Regions from separate parts of the Homo sapiens genome. Here region 2 is linked to region 1. A link is an interaction called in ENCODE POLR2A ChIA-PET data of the cell type or tissue named here. Cell type or tissue: Panc1. All regions are shown on one strand. Links, peaks and the distances in the headings refer to the core of each region. The heading gives the core; the rest is flanking DNA. Region 1 holds the start of HOXC8 (homeobox C8). Region 2 holds the start of CISTR (chondrogenesis-associated transcript).

Evidence for each region. ChIA-PET counts read pairs that join two places held together with the same protein. Peaks named below come from ENCODE experiments on the same cell type or tissue, not always from the same donor. Only the 100,000 strongest peaks of a DNase experiment are listed, where the experiment ranks them.
Region 2: POLR2A ChIA-PET joins it to region 1 with 17 read pairs; 6 of 35 experiments call an interaction of 5 or more read pairs at or near these places.

What each region holds. Positions count from the first base shown.
Region 1 is chr12:54,003,317-54,012,810 of GRCh38, reverse strand. It overlaps HOXC8 (homeobox C8), which reads right to left and starts at 3,826. Exons shown (of 2, transcript NM_022658.4): 1 at 3,091-3,826; 2 at 42-1,722. The coding sequence starts at 3,526. The coding sequence ends at 1,430. HOXC9 (homeobox C9) reads right to left here. Exons shown (of 2, transcript NM_006897.3): 2 at 9,474-9,494. RefSeq lists an enhancer at 6,340-6,419 and a silencer at 6,650-6,719. In Panc1, for the core only: CTCF peaks have their summits at 3,788, 6,465, 6,687 (motif pointing left) and 8,377; no DNase peak of the experiment used is centred there; H3K4me3 peaks cover 7,850 bases; H3K27ac peaks cover 7,504 bases.
Region 2 is chr12:53,742,707-53,752,200 of GRCh38, reverse strand. It overlaps CISTR (chondrogenesis-associated transcript), which reads left to right and starts at 222. Exons shown (of 3, transcript NR_186108.1): 1 at 222-427; 2 at 1,236-1,884; 3 at 5,353-5,864. All of the region lies in intron 1 of LOC105378250 (a long non-coding RNA gene), which reads right to left. RefSeq lists a silencer at 373-642 and enhancers at 1,259-1,847, 3,408-3,935, 3,936-4,464, 8,166-8,712. In Panc1, for the core only: CTCF peaks have their summits at 5,390 (motif pointing right), 8,209 and 8,409 (motif pointing right); DNase peaks (open chromatin) are centred at 5,380 and 8,400; H3K4me3 peaks cover 890 bases; H3K27ac peaks cover 636 bases; H3K27me3 peaks cover 607 bases.

The sequences.
Region 1 (9,494 bases), core at 484-8,483:
TAGGGAAGAGCTGTGGAGAAAAAGCAAGTCATTCCAGCTTCTATTATTTTTCTTCTTCTTTTTATTATTATGACTCACGTATACAATACAAAGTACTTGGACCAGGAACAGGGCTGTCGGGACACAAAATCTACATTCATAGCTGGACATAAAGACAAATGACAAAAAATTATTATTATAGATATATTTTTAACATTTTTTTCTTTCGAGCACATTGCATAAACAGAGAATTCAAGACAGAGTTAACTATACATTCAGTGCAATTTAGTTCTACTCTACTGGGGTTAGAAGCACAATAAAAGCGCACAGGACCGGCGGGCTAGGCAGTCTCAGTTGTTGGGTTTTCTTAGTGAAATAAGCAGCAACAAACGACAACAAAACCGCATTACAAATACTCTCAAAGCAGGATTTCTTTCTATAGGTAGTGATAAAATACGCTGGAGGTTTCTTTCTTTCTTTTTTTTTTTTTTGATTTTTATTTTTTTCTCTTTTTTTCTCCTATAGCAGGATTTTAAAATTTTTCTCTTTTTCTTTTTCAAGATTATTGCAGGTTCCCTTTAGGTAGTATGTTAAAGATTTATTATTATTATTTTCGTGATTATGGTGATTTCTGAGCACTAACACTAATGCAGCTCAGAGGAAGGCGGGCCCAACAGAATAGAAATCAAACAGCGAAGGAGAGGAAGGCATGGGCCCGAGTGACCATGGGATGGTTAGGTAGGATTTTAGAGGCGACTGCAGGCTCCTATCTACCCTTCTGGAAATGGGGGGAGGGGAAAGACCCACATCTCCTTCAGGTTTCCATCAGGTTCCTAGAGAAAGTCAAGGGGGTTTTTCTAAGCAGGGAGCCCTGGGGAGGGGGAGGGGGAGGGGGAGGGGATATTCCTTGCTTTTTTCCTTATTTCTTTACATTTGTCTTCCTTTCCTTTCTTCATTTTTTTCTGTCCTTTCCTTTTTAGAAAAAGTACATCTAGTACACTAGCCTTAGCATAAAAACAAAACCACAAGTCCTTTTCTGCATTTCGAGGGGGCTCCCCTCTAAAATAAATACCAGAGAAGCAGGGAGGTGGGAGTGTGGTGAGAGACAGACCGAGGAGCACGGAGGCCAGGTCTCAGACCTTAAAATCCAGGAAGGACTCAGAAGGGTGGGGGCAGGGACAAGTGTGTGTGGGGCAAGGAGTGAGACAGAGAGTCCGAACTTTTCACTGTTTCTCCGTCTCCCCCCTCCAGCCCCCAAACAAATAAAGAGTGGGGGAAGTCCAAAGGTAATAAAACCAGAGCTGCAAGTATCTGACAGGTAGTTAGAGTTGTGAGTGTCATTCTATTCTCTATAAAAGCAAATGACAGTCGTAAACTTCTCAATTTATCTGCTACCATAAAACGAAACTTCAAGGGAGTTGCTAAGGGGGGGGGGGTCTTTCTTTTTTGCTTAGTCCTTGTTTTCTTCCTTTTCCTCCTCTTCTTTCTCCTCTTCCTCATTTCCTTCTTCCTCCACCTTCTCCTCATCTCGGGCTCCCGGCAGTTTATCCTTGTTGTTCTCCTTTTTCCACTTCATCCTTCGGTTCTGGAACCAGATCTTCACTTGTCTCTCGGTCAGTCCCAGGGCATGAGAGACTTCAATCCGACGTTTTCGTGTCAAATAAGGATTAAAGAGAAACTCCTTTTCTAGTTCCAAGGTCTGATACCGGCTGTAAGTTTGCCGTCCACTGCGCCTCCCCGGAGCTGGACAGAAGAAAACCCCAGTCTGGTTACGTTTGGATGGGGGCTTGGTTTTCCTTTGCCACTCTTCCTACTCTAAACTCCCCTCTCTGATCTCCTCAGTTCGCCTCCCCTCTATGGAAAAGGCTAGAGCAGAAGGCAGACAAGGGCAGAAAAGTTGGGGGATTGTTTTTGTTTGGCTTCACCTTGGGAGGTGGGGTGGGGGTGGGGGCTAGGGTCTGTTTGGAAACTGGGGCCTTTCAGGGGCTGGGGAGCCCTGTAGAATCCCCCCCACCAGGCCTGTAATCCTAGGAACTGGCCTTTGCAGCTTTGTTTACAAGTGCAGCAGGGCATTTAGTGAGCGAGGCTGGGGACAGACTGTTTCCAAAAGAAAGGAAAAAAAGCTGGGGGTAAAGAAGAGGGGCTCTGCCCACTGCCCTCTCCTTGTCTCTCTCTGCCTAATGCTTTTCCAATAAGAAAAATAATTGATCTGCTGGAATGTGTCACCGCTCCGCCTGATTGCTAACTGGAGACCAGCAAATAAATCATGGGCCATCCCCGCCGGAACTTGTCGCTTTATCGCTTCCCCCTGTACTTCGAAATTGGGCCATGAGGGGCCACCCTTGGAGGGGCTCATGACCTAAGCTACTCTGCAGGTCTCAGGGAGACCCCACAAGTCCTTGATTGGGGGGGCGGCTAGGGTCTTCTGGACCTCAGGAACCCCTAATCTCTATGGCCTCTCTCCTTTTGAGCACTCTTTTTTCCCCCTCCTCTCAGGCTCCCCCGTCTTCTCCCAACTGGGGGAAGTATAAAAAAGTTGGGGTAGTGGCCCTCAGGCTGGTTCTCTGAGAGGAGGTTATGGGTGCCCTAGAGAGCCAGAGAGCCTGTCCTTAGAGTCTCACCACACTCTGGCTAGGGCAGAGCAACAGGGGTCTGTCTCCCTTTGCCCCAAGACAGCCTGGCCAGTGTCCTGGACTCCAGGCTCCCTGCCTCTGGAGAAACTGGTTTGTTCCAAAGGCTGACAGTCTCAGGGTACTCAGGGTACCATTCCCAGCCACCTCCCCAACTTTGACTTTAGAGATGGGGAGTGGGAGAGTCAGAGAGAGACAGACAGACAGAGATGGAGAAAACGATTTTTAACCCTTTGCGGCCACACACCAGCTTTCTCTCACCTTCACCCCAATCCCCTAAATGTTCTAGGCACCCCCTCCCTGCCCCGCCCCAGCGGAGCCTTCCCAACTTCGAGAAAACCACCCAGGCACAGGCACGGGGGTGGGGCGGGAGAGACCCCAAAGCCAGGAGAAAAAGCGAGGGCAGACAAAAAGGAGGCGAGGGAGGGGGGGAAACCCTGGAGCGCGGGAGACCAAGGGGGAAAGAGAAAAGGCTTCTCACCGTGGGGTCTCATCCATGGAAACATGAGGCTGGGAGACGAGTTTTGATTTAAGTGGCCTTGTCCTTCGCTACTGTTAGTGTTGGCGGAGGATTTACAGTCGGGATATTGCACCACGCTCGCCTCTTGCTGAGCCCCATAAAGGGACTGTCTGGGGAGCGCCTCGTAGCCATAGAATTTGGAGGCGTCTCCGTGGCAGCTAAGCGAGCACGGGTTCTGCTGGTAGCCTGAGTTGGAGATGCCGGAGGTGCCGTGGTGGAAGAAGTCTTGAACGTGGTGCGAAGCGTGCTGGAAGCCGGGCGCCGAGCCGCCGGGCCCGTACACCAGCGCATGGCTCCTGCCCACGCTCTGAGGGAACCGGCAGTCGTAATAGGCCGGTTCCAGGGACTCGCCGGCTTTGTATTTGGAGAACAGGGGGTTGACGAAGTAGGAGCTCATGCTGGGTACATGAAAACCCGCGGCCCCCTCCCCTCTGGCTCACGAGTACCCCGCCCAGTACCCCCGAAACTCCCCTCCCCCCGGGACCGAACCCCAGGCCAGCTGGCTCCCCGGGACTGGGCTGGGCTGGTGGGCTGGGGGCTGGGCAGGTTGGGGGGCGCCTCGGTGCTGAGCTCGGCCGGATCAGCAGAGCTCCCGGGGCTGGGGCGCGGGCGGCGGCGGCGGCGGGCGGCGAGCGGGCGGCGGCGGCGGCGGCGGCGCTCCTCACTGTCGGTAGGTAGAGCTCGCGCTCTCTCACTTAGCTCTTTCCTCTAACAGCCCAGGCGAATTCCTCAGACTCCCGGCGGTGGCGGCGCTTACACGCGATTCGCGTTCATCAATCCACGACATGAAGACAGGCGAGAGAGAGAGAGAGAGAGAGAGAGAGAGAGAGAGAGAGAGAGAGAGAGAGAGAGAGATGGCGGGGGTTGAGGGGTACAGGGCTGGGGGGACCTGGAGGAAGGGGAGGGGAGGAGAGGGGGAGGGATGGGGGTGTGTGGTGTGTGTAGGGGGGTGGTGAGCCAGCCCCAGCTAATGGCTGGGGCCAGTTTTCCAGGGTACGAATTTAGATGTGAAGGTGCCTCTCGCCCCCAGCCTCGCTTCTCTTTTCCTTCTTCTCAGAGAGAGAGAGATACCTGAGCCAGCAGGTCAACCCAGGTTACCTCAACAGGTATAAGACCTCCAAGGGGATGAATACCTGCAAGCCAGAGCAGGGCCCCTAACCCAAAAGATGGGCTTCCTAGGGGGTCCCTAAGTCTGGAGACTTTGAGGAGGAACAAGCACACCATACTCCCAAATACTTCAGGCATCAGACCCTCCATCCCCTGGCCCCTCCCCAGGGTCCGAAGCTGTTCTGTCTTCTTCCTTAGATCCAGGAGACTCTCTTGCTACCTGCTATGGGTAGAGGAGAGGGTCAGAGGAGGTGGGGCTGGGGAAAACTCCATATACCCAGTCAGGGCCACACTGCCCCTTCAGACACGAGCCCCTGCATGGAGCAGGAAACCCAGGCAATGGCCACAAGCTTGGCTAGGGGCTCTGAGAGCAAAGCTGCTTATGGAGACTAAAAGGAAAGGGCAGCTGTGTGTCCCTGGTTTCTAGCTGGGCTGATTCAGGACATTTCTTCTTAGGAGACTATTTGCATCTGAGTTGGAGGGGACTGGAGCAGGCCTCTTACTTGTCCCCACATACCCCCATGCCATAGGAAATGCCAGCTCAGCCTGGTGGGGCCCCTGGCTTCACTGCAGCTCCCTCTTCCCCAGGCAGGCTGCCCAGGCCAGGATGTGGATGGGAACTATCAACAGACACTCTTTAAATATTTATCCACACTTTCTCTGGAGGGTTCCCCCATCCCCAAGACTGAATACGTTCAAGTTAATTCTAATGGATTAAAGAACCTTAGTCCATCAGCACCCTTCTCTGGCCATAAGTGTGTACAGTGATTTGGGCTTAACACAGACAGAGAGAAAAAGGGAGAAGGTGAGAATACATGCATGCTGTGTGCATATGAATGAAAAAGATGAGTAAGAATTATTTTTCCAGTCCTCTCCCTCACCAGGGTGTGAGGCTGTTACACCCAGGAAATCCTAGAGCACACTCAGGACACACACACACTGTACGTGCTACTTTTCACCCTGAGACACATCAAGTCCATGCTCAGTGTAAACTAGCACACACATGCCTGGAAGCATCCCTGCCACCTCACAGACACTGTACGCACATGTGCACACCCAGGCACACATGCATACATGCCTGACAAACACAGATGCATCTTTAGGTCTTTGCATTATGAAAGCAAAATGCTACCTGTTTTTCTTCCACATCCTGGGGGTTTCAGGGTTGGATGAGGAAGGAGGTGGTTAGGCAACCAGACCTTTTCCTTCCCCATCCGGAGCCCAGCTCTGGAGATGGAAGAAGGAATGGCGGTTCAGGGCAGGATGGTTTAGAGAGAATGAACACCTCCTCCCACCCAACCCAGTCCCCCTATTATCTAAGTAATTGCTGGGGAAATGGCCACTCTCTGTCAAATTCCCAAAGGAGATTCACTGGTGCAGGCAGCAAGAGCTCCCTCCAGGATCCCCTGCATTTGGGGAATCCCACCCCCATCTCAGGAGCTGCCCAAACTCTTAGACACCCAGAACTCTGGCATTGGAGCAGCACGAGGGAAGGGTCAGAAGAGGGCTGTGCCAGGGCTGCAGGCCTCCCTAGGGTCCAGAACAGTAGGGGTCAGGACAGGGCGTCTCTACCCGTACCACAGCTCGCTTCAGCCTTGGCTCCAGCCCTGCCTTTTCTGAGCCTGCTCTTCGGGTGCTGCGATGAACAGAGTGGACTCTGGGCTCCCAGCATCTGGGTCACTGGAGACTGTCATAAATACTTTCTCTTCCCAGCCTGGAAAAAGGAGGCCCAGAGGGCTGGATCCGCTCTGGGGCCTGCGCCTTATCATTTAGGGGGTGGGGTGGGGGGATATTTCGACATTTTATGGTCCAGCGAAAACCCTGCCAGAGAGCTATTCTTCCGGGGCTTTGTGTCTTGGAATGCGACTGTCCCGAGTGTGCCGCCACCGCCGCCTGCCCGGAGAGCCCACCAGTCCCGCAACCCCTGGCCGGACTTGGTTTCCCCTTTTGGGGATCCCTCACCGTTCTTTCATTTGTTTGTTTGCTTTCTTTTACACGTTATCTGGTTTATTTCGCTCCCCGAGCCTGGAAATAAAGGAACCGAAAGCAGCCATCCTCGCCGAGGCCGTCTCTGTCCCTCTCCCCGAGGCCTGCACCGCCCTCATAGGTACCACGGATTTATGTTCGTTTGTCCGGGTCATTCTGCCTTTTTGTGTTAATTACGCGCTGCCTGCTTTGCACTTATCTCCTCCACAAAGCGATTATTTTTAATGCCTGCCCTCCTGAGCCTTCCGAGCCCGCTGCCAGATCGAGGGCCCATCTCCCGCTGCCACTCGCGAATTATTTACACCTCGCAGGTGAGAGGATTGATTTGCTCAGAGCCAGTGGGGCCGGGCCGGCCGAGGCGCGGGGCCTTCTTGCAGCGGCTGCGGGCCGGGCCTCAAATGTCAGTGCGGCCAGGGCGGCCCGGGGCACCGCCGCCTCTAACATTGAGCAACAGCGCCACCTCGCGTCCATTTGGTCCAATGCAGTCCGGCTGGGAAAAAGCTAACAAGAGGTCCCAGGCTTGCCCCAAAGGTGGGAAGTGGGAGGAAGGAACCTCCAGATGGGTGCTCAAGAGAGAGATTCCCTGGGAGTTGCCCCAGGACTGCTGTTCTTTTGTTTTCTAAGTTCTTGAAATAAAACCTTGTGAAAGGTTCCACACTGTTTTCTCTTTTTGTTACCCTCCCTTCTCCAATTAAGAGACTCTAAGCAAAGCAACTGCCGCGATCTCCCCCCATTCAGGCGCATTTCTGGGCTTGGAACATCTCCGCGAACGCGGATGCACGCTCCGAGGCTCCCACGACGGCTTGCCCGCGGCGCGCACCCTAAAGTCCTCCCTCCTCTTACCCTGATGCTGGCCCCGCACCGACTATTCCGCCGCCGCCTGCAGGACTTTGGGGTGGGACTCGGACTTCTCCAGGCTGTTTGACCCCTGGTTTGTAGCCCATCCCTCTCGCGCGCGCGCTCTCCACCTCTCCCTCTCAGCCAGTGAGGTCCTGTTCTCCGTGGGCCATAGACAAAACATTCCTATAATCCGATTTCAAAGGAAAGTGTCCACCTTATTTAAACCATAAAACAATTAAGCCCAGACGTCTAGCCAGCTCCGCGCTGCTGTTTTGTTCGGCCCCATTGAGAACCCAGAACAGGGAGACAAACAGCGCCATAAAAGTGGCATTTCGGGGCTGCGGAAATGTACCTATCCGCTGCCTTCTCAAGTGGAACAATCTTTAGGGTTTTGTGATTCTGACAAAGGAGCAGAGGAGAGGTGGGAGGGGAAGATTAGGGGAAGAGGGCGTTTGCTAGCCCCTCTCTACCCCCAGCTTTCATTTCTTTCCCCAGATGCGTGTTGTGTTGTTAATTCGTAAATGATAGCGAATAAAAAATGATTCCAATCCTGACCTGCAGGCTGGGCTGGGATTGAACAGTGGGCCGGGCCGGGTGGGCCTGTTCTGCATCCCATGCTTTCCTCAGGGTCCTCCAAGCCCGCGGCCCTCCTTCCTGCCCGCAGTAAGGCCGCTCAGGCCGGCTGCAGGAAGCAGGCCGCGCTGATGGACGCTGAGGGGAGGCGACAGGGCCTGGGAGCAGGGGCGGGGTGGAAGCCCGGAAACGCCGCTCTCGGTCTGGGAGAGAAGCCCGCATCCCAGCGCTCCCGACCAGGGGAGAGAGGGGTGTCTTGGCCTCCACTGGGTGGGGAACAGGAGTCAGAGTTCCAGAACAGCAAAATGGCCAAAGAGAGGTGTGAGGAAGGAGAAAAACTATAGGCAAAACACCTTTCAAATGGACCAAGAAAACAATGCTTCTGGAATTGGGGAGGCGGTCTCCTAAGCTCGAAAGAGGAGCTGGTGCTTCAGCGACTGCGAAGTCCCTTGTTGCGACTTGATTGCCCCCCAGTATTATCGAAACAAAATTTTCACCCCTTCCTACCCTCCTCCAGCCACCGACATTGGAGTTTTAATAGAAGGAGAGAGTAGGAGATTCAAATGATGGGGAAGGGGCTGGTCCCTACAAGTGTCTCACCATCCTGTAAGGTGATGCTACGGGGAGCAGCACATGGGCTGGGTCTCTATTTTTTTTCACGGAGTATCTCCCCAAATATTCAGAGCGACACCCTGCACCTTTGGCAGAATGGGCAGCTTGAGATATTAAATGACTATATTTCAAGCAGTCTGATTTTAACAGTTTCCAGATTGGGGGATTTCCGAGAAAGGGGGCGCTGGGCCGAGGCATACCCGGCAGCTTGTGTCTGCTTCTGATTAGCAGATTAAAACTGCTGGTTCTAGGAAGGCGCCCTGGGGTGCAGTACAGCCGATCAGCCCCACCGGACTGTTACACACACATCCCCACATCTTTGCGCTTGGGGTCCCACGGCCACCAGGGAGCACCCCACTCCTGGCTAATCTCTGGCCAGCTTCCTTGGGCCTTGGGCACACCATCCCCCAGAAATGCTGCAGCTGCACAGCGTGACCCAGTCACCCCCAGACAAACATTCAAACTAAACACCAGAGTAGGGGAGACAGAGATTGGGAAGAAAAGAACTAGGAGAAGGGGATCGAGGAGCTGAGACTGCATTGAGAAGTAGAAACTACATCTAATTCTGATTGTATTGGCTTTGCCATCTTTCTCCTTCCCTCCTTCCTTTCCTTTCTTCCTTCTTTTCTTTCCTCTCTCCTTCCATGTCCCATCTCTTCTCTCTCACTGTGTTTTTCTTCTTTTTCTTCCACTGCAGTCCCCAGTGCCTGTCCTGCTCCCTGAGGCCTGCCTGGCCTTCCTCCTAGTCACACGCCCCCTCCCAGCCTTCTTTCCCAGCCATCCCTGGAAGCACCAAAGCACCAATGCCGCCAGGCAAGAATCCAGCCTGGGCCCTCACCCAGCACCCAACTTTCATCTTCACCTATCTCTTCCCTCCAATCTCATGTACTCATAAATTATTACAATTAATTACAGCCAAGGAAAGCCATTCATGCCGTGCCTCTCCCGCGCACTCCATCTAGCCACCAGGAAACTTGTAGGCAGCCAGCCGGGGAAAGCACAAGCTGGGCCTGGGCCTCAGCAGCCTCCACCCCACCCCCAGAGACCCCCCACCCCTCCCTGACTGGAGAGAAGCAGCTGCAGAAGCAGACGTTTGCCCTTCCAAGGTAGAAGGAGCCCATTCTCTGGCTCCAGCCTCCGCTAGATGACCTGAGCACTTGCCTCCTCCACAACAGCAGACTGGGAACCACAGGGAGGAGAAATAACGAGAACTGGATACAGTTGGGTTTCTGGTTAAGTGACTTCAA
Region 2 (9,494 bases), core at 575-8,574, 260 kb after region 1:
AGAGGGTGGAGAGAGGCCTGGAAGGCGGCGGCGGCGGCGGCAGCGGGCAGAGAGGGGCGAGCGGAGGGGACCTTGGAGGGGAGCCCAAGGGGGTGTAGGCAGCGCCAGCGGGCAGCGAGGAGCCCGGCTGCAGAGTCTACCACGCTCGGCATCCGGGGCGGGCGGTGCGGGGCGGAGAAAGTCCAGGAGAAAGTCTGACAACCACGGGGAGAGGGGGAGGGAGAGACCCTGTGGAAGAGAGACGGAGACTGCGGCAAAAAGAGGAAAGGAGGGTTACGGGCACCGAGGGGGAGCTGGAGTCAGCCGCAAGGAGAGAGGGAGCGGGGGAGGAAAAGAGGCGGGAGAGAGACCCTAAAAAGCAAGCTAGACTCTCCAGCCGGCCGCTCTGGTGTGGGGAGGGAGCGTCATCTCAAGGACACTGAAAAAGGCAGGTGGATGGTGCAGAAATGCGGAAGCCGCGGCCCCGGGCGGGCGGGAACCGGCCCGCTGCCCTCGCCCCGGGACGCCCCCGCTCCGCACCCTGCAGGCCCGGATCGCACCCGCACGCACCCCCGACCCCACTCCCGGCCCAGCCAGTGCTCGGCGCTGGCATGAAATTGGCTGCAGCCGTAATGAGTCCGCGCCGCGCGGAGGAGGCTGAGGGCCCACCAGGGAGTCCTGCGCGCCTCGTTTAGCTTGTTTATTGTTCAGGCCTAATTAAAACGTTCCACCGCGCTGCGTTTACATCCGCCCCCCACTAATGAATTCGCGGCCGCCGGGCGATTTCGGAAACTGCCGCGGCCGGAAGGGGGGTGGGAGGCGACAGGGCTGGGGAAAGAGTGAAGGAGAGGACACCCACGCACACCCCTTCCCACTGCCAAAGGAGCCATTAGATCTCTGGCGATTGGCTCCGAGGTCCGAGTGAGCGCCCCGAGCCCCAGCGCCCCCAACCCCTGCAGGCGTTGGGAGGTGCGGAAGGCCGGGCCGCAGGGCTCAGAGGAGGGGCGGCGGGAGGGAGGCCAGGAGAGAGTGTGTGTGTGTGTCCTGTGCGTGCGGAGGCCTGTGGGCCAGGAGGGTATTGCGCGTGGGCACACCTGCTCCGTGAAGCGTGTCCGCGGAGCAGCCTGTGTGCGCAGGAGTGAGTGTGTGCGTGTGTGTGTGTGTGAGTGTCCGTCCCTTTGGCTGCTCATGTGCCTTTCTCCTCCACAGGGACAGTCTGCGCGGGGCTTACAATGTTCTTGTTTCTCCCGCCGTAGCTGTTTGCCGTTTTGCTGTTTGCCTCCTTGTCACGACCTCAGCGACGGCAGATGGAGCCAGTGGAGGGAGAGAGACAGACGGCAATGCTTGGGTAGCCAGGGCTCCCTGCCGGCCCCACTCCTCCTGCAGACACGAGCACGCACACACACACGCGCGCAAAACACACACGCTGCCCTTCGCCACACGTAGCCAAGTAAAATACACAAAAAGCAACTGAGATACCATTCGCACATGACCACATGGAAACACACAAATGAACAAACGCATTCAGGCATAGCCACATGCCAGTCACACAGATGGATAGACAAGAGCCTGGGGTACAAAGCCACATGGCACAAAGCCACCTGGATGTATATGCCCCTACACACGCACACAGAAAAAAACATGCAAACTTAAGTACACACCTATCCAGACAAGTGTGAGTGCACACACACACACACTCACACACTCTACCTGACACGTTAGTGCATCCCCATTGGGCCCCAGTTTCTCTCAGCAAATTCAGATCACCCAGCCTGACTTCAAAACCTGCCCCCTTCCATTCCCCTTCATGCTGGTTCCTGAATCCAGCTCGTTGCTCCAGGCTAGCAAAGCTGTCCACAGCCTCATTTGTGGTTTGCTCACCTGCCTCAGCACCATCAGCCAGAGGTACTCCTGCTCTTCTCCTAATCTATTGCATGCCCTGTTGGGTTTCTCTTTGCACACCTCTCTAACTCCCCCACTCCTAGCAGCCTTCCCTGATGAACTAACTGGCTTGGATTCTGAATTTGCCCTAGTCATTTGCACTTGTTGATCTTTGCTGTGGTGAATGTCAACGGGGTAACTTTGCACCTATAAACATAATGTTGGCAGGGAGGATGACTGTAAGATCCCCAAGGCCAGCACCACTGTGCCCAAGATCATCAGATGCCAGGCCTCATCCCTCCAGTGCCAGGTTGTGAATGCTCCTGGGAACATTACTGCCCAGTTTTAATAGACAGAAAAATGAAACTGGCCCTCAAGCAGCCACTGGAAGATCTCCTTCTGTCATATCTTGCAAGGTTCCCCTTCAGGATTGCCTTTCAGAGCCACTTTGGAGGAGGGCACACCCTCCTCTATGTCTTCCCATTTTCACCTTCTTTTTAACTGGAAATACTGCTCCCCAGCTGGGTCCTCACCTGACTCTCCAGCCTTGATTGCTAACACTTAGGCTGTTTTCAAAAATTAGATCTACCCCTAAAGGATACAAATTTGCCTCTGGTGCAGATGCTCAGAGCTATACTGCAGGCTCTAAAGGTGATCCCCAAAGAGAAATTGCCAGGAATGACCCAGGCACCTGCAGCAGTTGCTGAAACCTGCTATGTTAAAGGAGATAGCATGCATTGGAATAGGTTCTTTGTACTTAAAGAAAATGACAGGGTCACCCTAAAAAAAAAGAAAGAAAGAAAAACTCATTGATTGCCTCCCCAACTCACTGCAGGGTTGTTTCATCAGGTAAACATGATGCTGGGTTGATTCCAGCCCAGCATCTCCAGGTAGATAGGTGCCCTGCCTGCCTTCCCTCCCCATTTCCCCTTAGTCTGCCTCCCTCTCAACAGCCCCCTCTCTCTCCGTGCCCCTCTCGCCCTCCTGCAGTTAGAGGCACTCTCTGCTCCCTGTCTTTTATATATATATATACACACACACACACACACTTCTTGCCTCCATCATATTTCTTTCTCCACCTCTGTCTTTCTCTGACTGTCCTCTGCCAATTTCTCTACTCCCTTTTTCAATATCATTTTCTCTCCCCTTGATCTCTGCTGGGGCTCTGCCATTCTTTTTCTTTCTCAGTCTTTCTCTAACTTCCATCTTTCTTCTGTTCTCTCCCCTACACCCCACCATAACTGCTCCAAGCTGTCCATGCAGAGGGAGGGTGTGTGGCTGTCTGGTTCAGCACCAGACAACTCTGGCATTTTGAAGAGCTTGGAATTGCCAGGTTCCTGCTCACACACACACACAACACACACACACCCATACACACTCACACATATAGGCCTCCCCGCCCACCTGAGTCCCAGGCCCTGGAAGGCCAGCAGAGCCCTCAACCCAGAATCCCCATCTCACCCCCTGCAACCTCTACCTGACCCTTCTTACTGCCTCCCCACCATCACTCTCATTTCCTTTCTCCTTGGAAACCCATCTTCTCCCTCCCCTTCTCTGCTTCTCTCAGTCTACTGATACATTCTGGTATATTATCGGCCCTGGCCCTGGCCCTGGTCCTGGCCCTGGGTCAGTGTGCCTTTGGCTCGGGGTACATGGCTTTCAGTTTCTCCCTGGGCCTGGGACCTTCTCATGCCTCTGTGTCCGTGACTGCTCTGCTATGGCTGGTTTCTGGGTGGCTCTGGCCTTGTGTGAGTCTTCGATCTTTCTGTCTGCTCTCTGGATGCTCCTCTGTCTTGGCTCTGTCCTGTCTCTAGGTCTGTCTCTCCTCTGTCTTTCCCTTTCCACTCGGCAGTGTCTCTGTTCCCTCTGTCCGTCTCTCTTCATCTCCAGAGTGCTGGGACCCACTCTGCCTTATGGGTCCCACTCTGTCCATCTTGGCTTCAATTTACTGGGTCTTTCTGTCCCTGTCTGTGTGTCCGTCATCTCCCCCCTTCTCTGCCTCTTTTCCTGCCCCGCAGTGTTGGGGATGGAGTTGGGGGGGCGCTGGCGCGGAGGGCTTGGAGAGGGAAGAGGGCGGGCGGCCCTTTGTGTGGAAGATTGACGGCCCGCGGTGCAGCCTCCGCAGCGCTGATTAGGATGCAGCGCGGTCTCTGACTGCAGCATTCTCCTCCTCATCGAACATTCTCCACACTCCAAATGGAGATCCCCTCCCTGCCTGCTCCCCTGGCCTCTCGGGATAGTATGGCTTACCACTGCCCCCAACCCAGTTCCTCCACTGGGAGCCACTGGAAATTCTGGGAGGGCACCCAAGGGCCCCCTCTCCCACCCAGATATCTACATGTCTTGTACATTCTAAGAGAAAAGGAATGAGGAGAGGTGGGAAGCCGACTGGAGGAGCTTTACTGGAAGGGGGTGTGGGAAGGTCACAAACTGCTTGGGAGAGTTGTCTCCACATCCCCAGCCCGGCAGCACCTTGCACCCCTCAGACACACATGGAGCAACAAGTGCAGGGAGATGTGGCAGGTCTCAAAACACAGGAAGGGGAGCAGGAAATAGGTGGAGTGCGTCTTTTATCCCCTCATAGCACCTGTAGACCTACCCTGTACATAGTAAGTCCCCAGTAAAATGGTCAGCTCCTATTTTATCAGTTCTCCCCAAATCAGTGCCTAAATCAGTGGAACTCAATTCCTTTTAATATGCCTCCCGACCCACCACCCCCAGTAACTCAGTATCTGGCCCCTGGACAATATCCCCAGCTACACCTGCCAAGCATCCCAGTAATCATCAAATCTCAGCTCCAAATCCCAGTCATTCCAACCACGACTTATCCAGCATCTGCCTTGTGTCCCTGCCCCTTCCTCTTCCTCTTCCTCTCCCTCCCTTGCCCACCCCCACGGAGCTTGGCCCACTGGGTTTCTCCCCCAAAGACAGGCAATCACTAATGAGCATTGAGTGCAGGGAGGGGAGGGCCAAGGGCAGCCTGGTGGGTGGGAGGGGATTCCAAAGCTAGCAAATAACGAGCCCTGTCAGCATCTGTCAAATATGCCATCTCCCTCCATCATGCCTGCCTCCTGCCTCCTGGCTCCTGCCAATCCATCTCCCTGCCGACACTGACGGACTGCGCTCAGGTGCAACTTCCAAGAAGCCCAGAAGCACAATGCCTGGTCTGCTCCAGATCCATTTTCTCCAGGAATGTCACCAGACCCTGATTTTAAAACTCTGAGTGACCCTAGGAATACAGGGTTGTAGGCTGAAACCCAAAGAGGAAGAAGAGAAATTGCCCTCTGTTCAATCTCGGCCCCTTGTCTCCACTATCCACTTTCCAAAACCAGAACTTAAAACTTCAGGCAAAGGTATAGAGTGTTAAATCTCCGGAAGACCTTCCCAGCTTTGAAGAGGTTGTGAATGCCTCCAAAACTAGGGAAACTGTTGGGGGAAAGCTGCGGCTAGAAACCCAAGATCGCTTCTTGTAATATACGCAATTTCCACCAGGGGGCGAGGAACGCGGCTCTGCGGAGGAGCGGAATCTTCTCAGCAGCGATCTGCGAAGGGCTCAGCGGCCACAGGAGGGCGGCAGAGAACAGCGCTCCCTACAGATCCAGACGTCGGCCCTGGATGCTGTCTGGAATCCAGGCAAGGCCAGGCTGGGCTGCCCTAGGCCGGGGACGTCTTTAGCTCGAGCAAAAACCCATGAATTTCAGAATTCAGGAATCCTTGCATCCCTTCTCAAGCTCTCTAGTCCCTGAAATGCCATCGCCCTCCTCAGCCTCCCTTCCATTTCTCGTTCTCCTAGCACTGGGGCTGCTGGCACAGAAGGACCCTGTGGCTTTTCCTTCATGGTATAGCAGATGACACCCACGCTCCTCCGTGACATTCCCTAGGGTCCCAGCTGATAACTGGAGCTAGAACTAGAACCCACGACTTCTTGGTTCTCTGCGCAGGGGTCTTCCCATTGTGTCAGCTGCAGCTCCTGAAATAAAACCATACCCTACAGGCCACAACCAGACAGCATCTCAAATCCCTGGCTTAAACAATCAATGCCAAAGCTACTGTGTTCCATATGTTTACATATGGAACTGGTGCATACAAGACTGTTAACCCAGGACACAGATGTGTGCTGTAGCTACCTGGCTGTGCACCCCTCATCCTCAGGTACATGGCCCTCTGTCCCTTCTCTTCCTACTTTCTGAACTGCAAAAGAAGCTTCTCTTCATTTATAATTTGGCCTTTTCACTGGAGTTCCAGAAACTCCTCAAAGCTGTAGACACAGAAGCCCTTTCCCAGTTCTAACCTTGGTCCATCTTACCACAGCCCTTTACACCTGGAGGAGAGGGCCTGCACGTGATCTTCAGCTCTCTCTTCCCAGGCATCCCCTCAGCTGGTCCCACCACTGCTTCTTGCCTCTCCCGTCCCTCTGCTGACCAACCCATGCCTCCTCCAGATTCTTCTTGCTGCCACTGGTTCTCCTTTCATCTCAAAAGCTGAGCCACCCAGGGAGGTAGGCATAGAAAAGAGAAAGGAAGAAAGGTAGGAGGGATTGGGAAGAAAATCTGTCTACAAGCCAGAAGAGGACTCTGTCCCTGCCCCCTTTACTCTCAGCTGGTAAGTTCTACTTACAGTCTGACCTCAGTCCTCTGGCTAGTCCTCATTTTATCTACTCTCCTTGAAGCTAAAGAGCTAGAGAAGCTGAGAGTAAATGAGGAGAAATGGATCCAATTGTGTCGGGGGTATATGTGCAAGCTTGTGCACTGATGGCCTGAGTGTGTGTATACACTTGCATCACACACCACCCCTTCCCCATTGCCCCCCCACACACACGTATTCCATGCCATCCCCAATCTAGGATTCCTCCTATAAAACAAGAGGAGAAAAACATCCCAACCTCTCAAACACCTTATTCTAACTTTCATCCTCCAGGGGAAACCTAAAAAGACAACACCCTCCCCCTCTGTTTCCCCCCTTCCCATGTCCTTGTCCACTCTGGTTTTTGAGATTTCTTCTTAAACCGCATGGGGTGCAGCCCCTACACACCTTCCCCAGAATCCAGGAGGCACCAGAGTCTTGTCCCTGCAAAGGACTGAGACAAACGCCAATCACGTCGGGGCCTCTTGCAGTGCCCATTCTGCTATGAATTCCCAAGGTCAAAACCATTCTGGTGTTATTAAAAACATAAATGTTGCATACCAGGCAGCGGGGGGAAAAATTATAAGGCAGCCAGATGAGAGGGAGATGGAGGGGCCAGTAATTGTCTTCGTCTTCCCAGAGTCAAGCTCCACAGGGCTGGAGCCGCACACAGAACATTGCTTTTTAATTTAACTCAGTAAGGTCAGTGGCAGCAAATGAGGCAGGGGAGGAATGGCACCTCAGAGGGAGGGCGCCGGGACCTGCAGAGCCGAGGCTCCTGGCCAAGATCTCCAAGAACTGCCAGGGGAAGCAGAGAGAGAATGGCAGGGAGGATTTGGTGACCCTTGGCTCACCAGAGAAGGGAGCTGGACTGAGGGGGAGTGATATAGGAGCTCCAAGAATCATTATAAGAGCTTCTGAGAGCCTGGGATTTAAGTGGAAAGAAAGAAAAACACTTCAGAAGGACTCTTAAGTGAGACCAGAAGGCCTGATAGAGACAAATACCCCCATCTTCACTCTCCCCAATACCCACTCTACAGAGGAGAATAACAAGGCTCATGGTTGGAACTCAGAAGTTCCGCTTTCCCCCAGTACCTATGAATCCTGGAGCCCAAGTGGAGAGAATTCTCCAGTGAGGTGGGCCACTCTGTCGCATCCCCTTCATCTCCAAGGATCCAAGGGGGCAGGGGAGAGGAAGATGGCAGGAGAAACTGTGGCAGAGCCGCCCTCCCTCAGAACCTTCCTCATCTTCCCCACTTTCTTAGGGTCCCAGCTTCCCATCTGCAGCTCTGATAGCTGCATGGTGGTTCTCTCCATTTCCAGTGCTATAGGAAGAATTGGAGTTAGACTAGAGAAGGGACTTCCCAGATCAGCATCTTGGTCATAGGCACAACCCAGGATTGGGTAGAAAGGCTAAGGAACCTAGGATTTTCTGAATAGGACCAATGAACTGAGCATGATGGGATTAAGGAGCCTGGAGAAGGTGGGAGACTCACTGACTGGGGGTGGAGAGGAGCTATGAAAAAGCCGTGCAACAGTCACAGGCAGAGCATCCAAATACACTTTGGGACTTACAGGAACTTCTGCAGATCAGACCTCAGCTCCTTCTGCTTCAGTTTCAGGCTGTTGCCCTTTTAGGGTTTTTGTTTTTGTTTTTGTTTTTGTTTTAGGGAAGGAGGATTAGAACAATAGGTTTGAGACTGAAGGACAGTGTTTTAATTCTCTGTCTCCATCCTTAAGTGTCCTTGCTACTTGGCAGGTTTCTACTTCCCTGTCAGTCAGGAATTAGGAGACCCCAATGTCAATTTGGAAATCTGAGGTTTGCTACCCTCATAATGTACACCTCTGCCATCATCTCCTCCTCCCTCTCCAGAAGATCCCACTTTCAGCGCAGGGACCCCAATCCTGCAGTTCTCCGTATCTGCCACAAGGTGGCAGCCAAAGCATCGATTGATCCAGAGCTAGACCTGGTGCCTCACTAGAGCCAGGACCCATTCTCCACTCACCCCTTCCCCACCTGGGGGCTGCCAACCCCGAAGGACCCAGGAAAGGAGAAACGTTCTGGAAGGACTCCAGCTCTTCGGATAAATGGGCTGGGTGAGGATTGGGAGGGAGAAGGAAAGGGAAGGTGCAAGGGAAACCGGAGAAACACAAACCGGAGAAACACGAACCTGGAAGTGGGGGAGCAGGCAGTCAGGTGCGGTGAGAAGCCCAAGTTGAGAATCACAGAGGGGCTGCCTGCCGCTGCCCACACCACACCCAGCGCCCCAGGGGCTCCAGCACAGCAGCCTAGAGCTGTTAACTTGCCCAGAGGCAACCAGAGCAGAAGTACCAGGAGCTGGGGTTGGGGGAGCCTACACCAGAGTAAGCCACCAAGATCCGGTCAGGGAAAGGGTCTGCGCCACCTCCTCCTCCTCAGTATGAGACCATGAGACCCAACGGGACTCCGTTATCCCTGCCATTCCCAGAAAACATTAAACAGGGAAGGGTTCAGTCAATCTCCCCTGCAGCACTGATTCTCCTGGTGCGGGAAGAGGGTCCTGGAAGACAGGAAAGAAGAAAGAAGGCAGATCCCTAGAGAGAAGAAAAACAGCCCTGCTCACAGGGAGGTGCCAGTATGTGGGGAACAGGCAAGATAACAGGAAGAGGCCTGCAAGCACCTTGGCAGTGGTTTCGAAAGGAAACATTTGGGATCCGGAACCAGGAGGATCAGTCAAGGAGGGCTTCCTAGAGGAGGACAGTATGGGACAATCTTGTAAAATGCTGAGAGGCTGGTCTGGAAAAAGGAGAGAGATAGTTCAGGCTGAAGACAGACTATATGTATGAAACTATTTGGGGTCAGGGGACGACTAAATACGTGGATGGCTGCTCAGGTGGAGCTTAGAGACCACACCACCCTGCAGCGGGAGAATGGGGAGTTGAAGGAACAGGCATGGTGCATGTGAGGCAATGAGGCCTCAAGACCCAGCTGGCACAGCTGGGCAGCACCTGGGCCTAGCTGAATATCCTCC